2 separate regions of the Homo sapiens genome follow, and region 1 is linked to region 2. Evidence: chromatin loops called from intact Hi-C (ENCODE). Cell type or tissue: HepG2. All regions are shown on one strand. Each heading gives the region's core, and the rest is flanking DNA. Links, peaks and the distances in the headings are about the cores only. Region 1 overlaps LINC00607 (long intergenic non-protein coding RNA 607). Region 2 overlaps FN1 (fibronectin 1).

The links. Hi-C counts contacts between places; a loop is a spot of excess contacts. Peaks named below come from ENCODE experiments on the same cell type or tissue, not always from the same donor. Only the 100,000 strongest peaks of a DNase experiment are listed, where the experiment ranks them.
Region 1: it touches region 2 in a loop (4-fold over the local background); 2 of 110 quality-filtered maps call a loop at or near these places.

What each region holds. Positions count from the first base shown.
Region 1 is chr2:215,831,383-215,835,785 of GRCh38, forward strand. All of the region lies in intron 1 of LINC00607 (long intergenic non-protein coding RNA 607), which reads right to left. Among named protein-coding and RNA genes, the nearest start is that of LINC00607, 10 kb to the right of the region's middle. RefSeq lists enhancers at 128-207, 228-277. In HepG2, for the core only: no CTCF peak of the experiment used is centred there; DNase peaks (open chromatin) are centred at 1,699 and 2,639.
Region 2 is chr2:215,415,488-215,419,890 of GRCh38, forward strand. FN1 (fibronectin 1) reads right to left here. Exons shown (of 46, transcript NM_212482.4): 12 at 3,755-3,898. Among named protein-coding and RNA genes, the nearest start is that of FN1-DT, 18 kb to the right of the region's middle. In HepG2, for the core only: no CTCF peak of the experiment used is centred there; DNase peaks (open chromatin) are centred at 2,114 and 3,264; H3K4me3 peaks cover 2,909 bases.

The DNA of each region.
Region 1 (4,403 bases), core at 239-4,238, 420 kb after region 2:
CATGAGAGCAAAGACCAAAAATAATAACTGCAGACCAGAGACATACCAGCCAAAATGATGTGGATGGGCAGACCTTCTTTTTCAAAGCAAGGCTTCTAGGAAGCAAGCAGCGTGTTCACATGCATTCTGACACAGGCTTCTTATCTCTTCGTGGCTGAGTAGCAAACAATTCAAATACTGGCTTCTTTGAGGAACACTTTCAGAGAAACCGAAAGTCACAGCACTACCAAAGCTGCTGATTTTGAGATGCTGATGCAATGTTTTGCTCTTCTTTAAGTAAGGGAGAATTTCCTCTTCCCCTTTGGCATGGATAACAAAGTAATGCTGCCTCCTGCTCCCAATGACCCCTCTCCTTAAGACTCAGGCACAAGCCCATGGGACCTGGGCCAGAGGACAGTCTGGAAAGTAGATACTGTGAGTTGTTCCGCATCTCTTACACTCCAGCAGCAAGGCATTTTCTTTGCTACATTATTATTTCTCTTAAAAAGTGTTGTTTCCCAACCAAGGGTCTGGCCATGCCTGGGATGCCTGGAAGACCATCAAATGTCACCAGCCTGGAATGCGTGGAGGACCATCACCTCTACCTCCCCCCTCAAACCATGGCATTGACTAACATACTTAAGGAAACAAGATGCTGACAATATCGGCTGGGTAGACCCAGTTAATTCCCCACTAAGTACACCCAATTGATTTCCCTACCTTTGAAGGTGCATTTTTTAAGGGCATTAGAAAGATTTGTTGATAACAATAAAGGCTATATTATGGAATTAACTATAGTTTACTAAATAACACTACCATACATTTACACACAAAAAAAATGCAAATGATATAGTACTAGCACCAGGATATGACACTGATATTCTCTATCAATCCTTCCTCAGTAGCATATCGGTAAATTCCACATGTAGCTAAAGAAATATCTCTCCATTTTTTTTTTTCAAATTATCTTCCACTGTTCTGCTGCTGTGGCGGCATTGCTTACTGACTCTCTTTACCTCCATATGAGTTCGCACCCCATTCTGTACCAGACCATTACTTCCTTCTATCAGGGCTTGTATTCATCTGTTCATTCATTCAACAAATACAGTTTAGGGTCTTCCATGTGCTGGAGTATTGTTGTAGGTATTGGAGATACAAAGATAAAGCAGATACAGCCCCTTCCAGTTTCTCTAGGATCAGGCAGCACGGAAGACTGAAAAAGGAAATGAATCTTGTACTGAGTTTTTTAACTACTTTATTTCATTTTGTATTTGTCTTCAAGATCACTTTATTGTCAAGTACGATTATTATTTTTTTTTAGACAAAGTCTTGATCTGTCACCCAGGCTGGAGTGCAGTGGCACGATCTCAGCTCACTGCAACCTCCACCTCCCAGCTTCAAGTGAATCTCCTGCCTCAGCCTTCCAAGTAGCTGAGACTACAAGCACGTACCACCACATCCAGCTTATTTTTATATTTTTAGTAGAGAGAGGTGAGGTTTCGCCACGTTGGCCAGGCTGAGCTCGAACTCCTGACCTCAGTTGATCCACCTGCCTCGGCCTCCCAAAGTGCTGGGGTTACAGGCATAAGGATTTTAATTGACATAAGCAAATGAGAGAAAAACAAAGGTAGATTTGTGAAATAAAAGATGACTTTATGCCAAATGAAAGCGAAGGAGGTTCAGGTGCCAAGGTCTCTATAGTTCAAATGGAGAAGTGGTGGAGAAATTGGGGCCACTCCAATGCCTTGTGCAACAGCATAAGCATGCCAAATTCCAAAACCTGTACCATGACAGCCAGTAATACATTCACACTGTGAGTAGCAGTTTAAATTTCTCAAAACTTCATCTGTCACACCAAATTTATGTTGTTAATTTGAGTTTTACTGGTTTTAGAGTTTTTTTCTTCAGTTTGTAAATTTATTTCAGTTTTATAATTAGAAGAGCTATAAGCATCAGCCTTTACACCCAGCTTTATGTTTGCACTTATGTAAGTAACATTGTCATTAAATTAACAATGACACTGAGGAAAACTGTTCCTCATGTTCACATAAGCTTTGGAAACTAATCTTTTACATTAACAGTGGTTGTTCCTAGCCATGGAGTTATCATTCCAGCTCCTATTGATGGAATCAGCCCTGTTTTCAATTTTTTAGTTGATCAGAGATGAAAGAAACGGTCCCTTTTTGTTTTCTAGAGGCTTGAGGGGACACTTCTGGCCTTCTATGTGCAGGGACTATAATTTCCCTCAAATTTATCGGTGAAAGAAAATGGTCAGTTGAGAGTTGGCAAACATGTGAAAACAATAAAGCAGAAAGGAAAACCCAATTCAGTCCATTGCCTCAAAGAATAGGGAAAAGGCTGTGTTTTCTGATAACATATCTCATGGGAGACACCAAGGGACTACTGCAGTCTGCATAGGCATGGGGAGAAGCCATGTTTTACATTACAGGTCTAGAAAGTGAAATTGAACATTGCAATCTATACCTACCCATTTGTCTCCCTATCTCTAAAAAACACATATGAGGAAAACAGTTTTGTTCTACATGGTGTCCAAAGGTTTGTCTTCAGACCTGCGCTGGTCTATGGAAAAATTTTCACTGGTCTTCAACAAAACGAGGAAGATAAGGTCAACACAGTGTTTATATAAGTATGTTGGTGTAAGGTTACCAGCTGTTCCCAGGAAGAACTGTTCTTTGTTCTAAGATGTGATGTAACCCTAGCCACACACATGCTTAAAGCAAGCGTTTCCTCCAGGTTAGGAATCAAACACATTCATGGACTTCTGGCCTTCCAAAATCACAAAGTACTGCAAAATAATGTTACATGCTAGCATTTTATAATATAATAAAATTATTATATTATAAAATTAAATTTATTTTATAAAATTATGTTGAGTAGAGTTCCTTTTATTTTTTATTTATTTGGACATGTAAAAAAATTACTTTTCTGTTTTGTTTTTGCTTTTTGCAGTTTTACTGGTTCGTGAAAGTTCAAGAACCATAGAGTAACGACAAGAGCTGTGACTTAGAGGTAAAGAAAATGGGGTTCTAACCTGAGCTTCACTACCTCGGGAAAGCTGCTTAGCCTTTCACAGTCTCAGGGCCCTCATACAAAAAAGAGACGATAGCATCATCCTTCATAGAGCCACATGTGAGGATTCATGAAACATACATAAAGCATCTGAGCACTTAATAAATGGACGTTATCATCATTGGTAGCTATCAGCTCTTGGTTTTCTTTCTTTCTTTTCTTTTTCTTTTTTTTTTTTTTTTTTTTTTTTTTTGAGACAGTCACTCTATCACCCAGCAGTGGCACAATCTCGACTCACTGCAATCTCCATCTCCCAGGTTCAAGCGATTCTTGTGCCTCAGCCTCCCAAGTACCTGGGATTACAGGTATATGCCATCATATCCAGCTAATTTTTGTTTGTTTGTTTTTGTTTTTGTTTTTTTTTTTAGATTGAGTCTCACAGTGTTGCCCAGGCTGGAGTGCAGTGGTGCAATCTTGGCTCACTGCAACCTCCGCCTCCCAGGTTCAAGTGATTCTCCTGCCTCAGCCTCCCAAGTACACACCTAGCTAATTTTCGTATTTTTAGTAGAGATGGGGTTTCACCATGTTGGCCAGGCTGGTCTCAAACTCCTGACCTCAGGTGATATGCCCGCCTCAGCCTCCCAAAGTGCTGGGATTATAGGCATGAGCCACTGTGCATGGCCCAGCCCTTGGTTTTTCATACATTCGATATAAATTCAGTGATCAAGATGTTTAACTGAGAAGACTCAACATCCTTTAAAATCAGGCAAAGCATAGGACCACACTACCTAACCTAAATAGTTACTTTATTTTTTCTGAACTAAAACCAGTCTCTATCTACACATATATCAAAATAGATTAAAGAGAAAGAAATTAATACATTTAGTGTCTTTTTTGCCTACAAAAAAAACCCAGCTACAGTATTGAAGCTGATGTTTTTGAACTTAATTTGACATCACTTCAGACAACAGCTCCCAACATCCTTTGATGAAAACCTATTTAACTGGGCATAGACATGCTGAGACAAAACAATACACCATATTTTTTAAAATAAATTTTCAACATTAAAAAAAAACTTTAGAGGACCAAAGGAAACAGGAACTAGGATACTTGCCCAGAACAACAAGAAATGATTACTTAAAATCAGATATATTTATGTCATTAAAATTTAATGTATGACGCTCACTCCTTTATATGAATTATTTCAAAACACTATAAGGACATGCTTAATGGGCAGGTAATCTTCACTGGTCTTATTTACCTAAAGATTTTTTTCAATGATAAATAGGTCTAAATATAAACTAAGTTCTTAAGAAAATATAGATGTTAATAGATTTATGTTGAGGAGACTACGTGTTCTTCCTTGTTTGAATAATGTTCAGTGACTGTTTTTT
Region 2 (4,403 bases), core at 77-4,076:
AGGTAATAATTAAAGACCTAGTTTTATTTCTCATCAGTCTAAGCAGTCTATCAGTTTGGAAAAAACATCAAGTTTTATTTTTATTCAAGAAGTTTACTCCCAAATCACACCATTGATCCATCAAATTATTAAGTGATTAAATTTATTTTTTTTCCAAAATCAGTTGTCAACAGAAATGACTTTATGAAGTGTATACTAAATTCAGTATTTCTACACCTTGATGTATATCACTGTTATCAACAAAATTTAAAGTATGGTTTTGGTTCTTTTGTTTAAAATAAAAGGAAAATAAGGGAAGTAGCATCAATTTCTAAGTAGTGTTAACTCCATTTAAGATAATAATGAAATAGCTAGAAAATTTATGCTTGCAGAACAGAAAACTATCTTTTCTTAAAACACTATCTTTATGATGTCAGTCAATGTTTAAATTACTAGAAATAAAAATTGTGTCTTATAGTAACCTTTTCAAGAATTTCTAACTGACACTCTGTCAAACAGAGCAAAATTTTGTATGTGTAATAAAGCACTTCACCAGATTATTAACAGATTTAAGTTTTCTGAAAGCTTCTAGGAAAAAAAATACATTGATTTTCAAACTTTATTATCTAAGCCATTAAATTCTCTTGGAAAACAAAGCTTTCTGTAGCAGAAAAAATATATAACTTGGATATCCATGTAGATTCAGAAATTCTAAAACAATATGCTCACTTCCACACCAGTAACAATTCAAAGTTGGTTGAAGATTAGCAAATACTTTGAATCTTAATTCCATTTAATGCACATATTTCCAAGCCACATGAACACCAAAATTCATGCATAAAATTATGAGTTTTTCATTTTAAAGTTGTATGTATTTCACAGAACACACAGGATGTTTGTTTTAATCAATTGGCATAAGTCAATTCCATGCCTATCTTTGAATTACCCCTTCTGTTTATGAAGATCCTTACAAATGTAAACACATTTTTAAAGACAACTATTCAAGAAAAATTTTGGAGATGTGACTATTTAACGTACTTCCATGTAAATCAGGAAAGCTAGGAATATCATGTCCTTAATTATTTATGATAATTGGCATAGGGCTATTTAAATATTGATCCTTTAAATAAATCCTACTACAATTTCCTCCATAAAGAGACACCTGATATACACTTTATTTAGTCTTGTCAATCATGATTTTGAGGGGGGACAAGCTTATGATGGATAAATGTCTATTAAGTTTTGAAAAGATAACATAAATGACCTTTACTGTTCACCTCTAAGCCTAATCATATTTCTATGTCCACAAGGACACAAGGAGGAGGATAAAAATGGGCAGGGAAAGGAAAGAAAAAGGGTACAGCAGTGGTTTTTACTCAAGCCAAAGTGGAGTACAACTACAGAGGTCCCTTTTGCTTTCATAAGATTTCGAGCACTGGTGTGAAATTCCACGTTTTAAAATCTAGCCCTGTGGCATAGCCCACCTTTAAAGGAAATGGACTGAACAGCATGGAATTTAGCATGTTTTTGTTCAGGAAGTAAAGAGACTTTGTGTCAGTTATTTCTTAGATCAATTAAATTCCTATATTCTAGCTTATACTACGTATAATTACTCTAGCTTATACTATGTATCCTTTAAAGACAGAAAAGTTAAAAATTATGACATCTTTTACATTATTTAGATTTAAACTTTTGACAGTCCTTTTTCGCTACTGGTAGTTGGTATAACTTTTTAAATTAACTTAATTGGCATATACTAGCTATCGCCATTGTGAAATCTTTACTCCCTCTCTTATTCAATATGAATAAACTAACAATAAAATAGTTGAGATGATACCAAAAAAAGGAGATAGTACAATGTCTACACTTTTAAAATTAGTTTCAAATAAAGTCTAAATGAATAATTTCCAATAGTAGTGTCCTTGGAGAAGTTAAACATTTATGATTTTTTGACTCAGTCCTTTTTTTCTCTATTTATTTTGCTGAGATCTGTGCTTTTCTAGTTGCTTATTGACAAACCAAATGCCTCTTATCTTTTGCTAGTTTGAACAACTCTACCAAGTTCTCTGTAGGAGGAACAAACAAGGCAGGACTCAGAGACAATCTGTTGGTAATCTGCTGTTCCCTTATTCTCACCACACTCTTAAAGCCCTACGTGCTAGGCCACGGAGCAAACCAGACATACAGATAAGCACCAAAGAGCATATCTGAGGTCAAATTCCAATCTCTTCCCTCCGAAATCACCTCTATGCTCAGTGGGATCTTGCTGTTCTCCTTTTTAAAGAGTAGGAGTAAGGTCAACATGTAATACTCCAATACTCAAGGATTCCTTCCTTTCCAGATTTTATCTCCAACATGTCCACCTAAATGCTTCCAGCAAGCAGCTATGTGGACAGCCTTATGTTGAGAGAGACGAAGATCTCTCTCAATCATTCAGAAGGAAATCATTTTCAGCAAATTGCAACACCAATAACAATCATAAATATAGAAACCACAGAGCATTTTTTTAGAAGTTTCTACCATTTAAGTATCATTTGCATCATATAAACAAACAAACCATTCATATACTTATAGTACTTCCACAATCAGATTTAAATATATATTAAGTTACAAAAAATTAAGTGATTCCTACACCTAAATCCTCCAAGAAATACAATTTAGGAGGTTGGTCAATCTGTGCTATAAGCCTTCAAAAGTGAAGTCACCTTCCCCAGCACTGACAGTGTCTGAGGGTTGGGAAAAGCAGAATCTTCCAAGTTCCTAGAAAAGGTGCATCTGGGTGTTTAGTATTTAGGATGGAACATTAAAGGTAATCAGCTACAATCTTCCCATATTACAGATGAGGAAATGGAGGAATGAGGCTTGGCTAACACTACCTTTGGCCAAGTTGTTCCCATAGCTTGTTCTCTGTCACAGTGAATCTTTTATCACAGAGTTAATCTTAATTTCTGTCGCATGCAGATTCTGACACCCTGAAACTCTTTTGTTTCTGAATGTAGGCCATATTTTCAGTCAAACGTTAGTGAAGACTTTGGAGACTTTGCACCTCAGCAGTTGCTCAAATAACTGATGCCTTTTAATTAGCCTTTCATGTTTTATTAACATGTTTTATTATAATCACTCAGTGAATATTTAAATGCAATTTTCCCCCCAAATGAACTAATTACACCTACAGCTAGGCATGATGTCTTTGTGACCTGGAAAAACCCAGCAATAAACATTTGAGAGTGTTTGAACTGTGTGGGCAGAGAGTTGACCAAGTTACTCAACCCTTGGCCCAACATACTGTGTTCCTGGTGGCAACTGATCAAACAAATGAAAAGTTTGATGCAAAGGGAGCTTAGATGACATGTTGAATGAACACGTACCTTATGCTGCATTTCATGCCATCTCTCTATGCAGCTTCTCTGTTAAGAATCATAATATAAAGCCCCAAACCTTTACTCCCAGCATAACTCACTTGGTGGTTTTTATTTCCATGTATGGATATAAGATGAAATTAGCCAGAGTGTCTTAACCTAACAGAATATTTTACAGAGTTAAGAAGTAAAATTATAAACAGGCACATTTTCATAGCCTTCTCTACCTTTTACTTGATAGAGGAAGAGAGAAAAATTATTTTAATCAAAAATTCAATTGATTATTAGATAATAACAAGAGAAAAGGGTGGGAAAGAGGGGAGACCCCCAACTTAGGCATGAGAGCATTAATAATCACTGCCCTGTTGTTATAACCCAATTGGCAGTTCTCAACTTGCAGTAATAGAGCTACTTACTTGGATAGGTCTGTAAAGGTTGGCAATGCCACTCCCCAATGCCACGGCCATAGCAGTAGCACTGGTATCTGACACCATGCACATACTTCTCCCATGAATCTCCAATTTGATAAAACGTCCCAGTCTCTGAATCCTGGCATTGGTCTAAAATACATGGAAGGAAAAGATAAACAGCCTTGAAGACTTATAACTACGAATTTAATTTCAGGGTGCTAGAGCATACATTTAGCTTAAATAGAAATTTGCAATTGTTCTTACAAATATATGCAGTTAAAAAAATATTTTGTTCACATTCTTTACCTTACAGGACAGTTTGTAGTAAAAAAAAAACCAAAGTACCTATTAGGAGGAATATTTAGTTTTCTAAAAGGTAATATTTCTAAATAAAAATGTAAAGATTTAGATTTCAGTGTATATTGATAATCTACACATTAATTTTAAATATTAGTTATTATTTTTACCCATATTAATATAACTGGCTTAACATTTAAATAGCAAGAAAAAAATCTGCAATAATTTCATTTTCCTTACTTCTTCAAAATTTAAAGAAACTGTTTGACATTTAAATGAATGAACTAGACTTTACGAGTATACCTGCTGAGCAGCTTCTAAGAAAACCTCTCAGGCTTCTCTCTCAGTTCTGGTAATC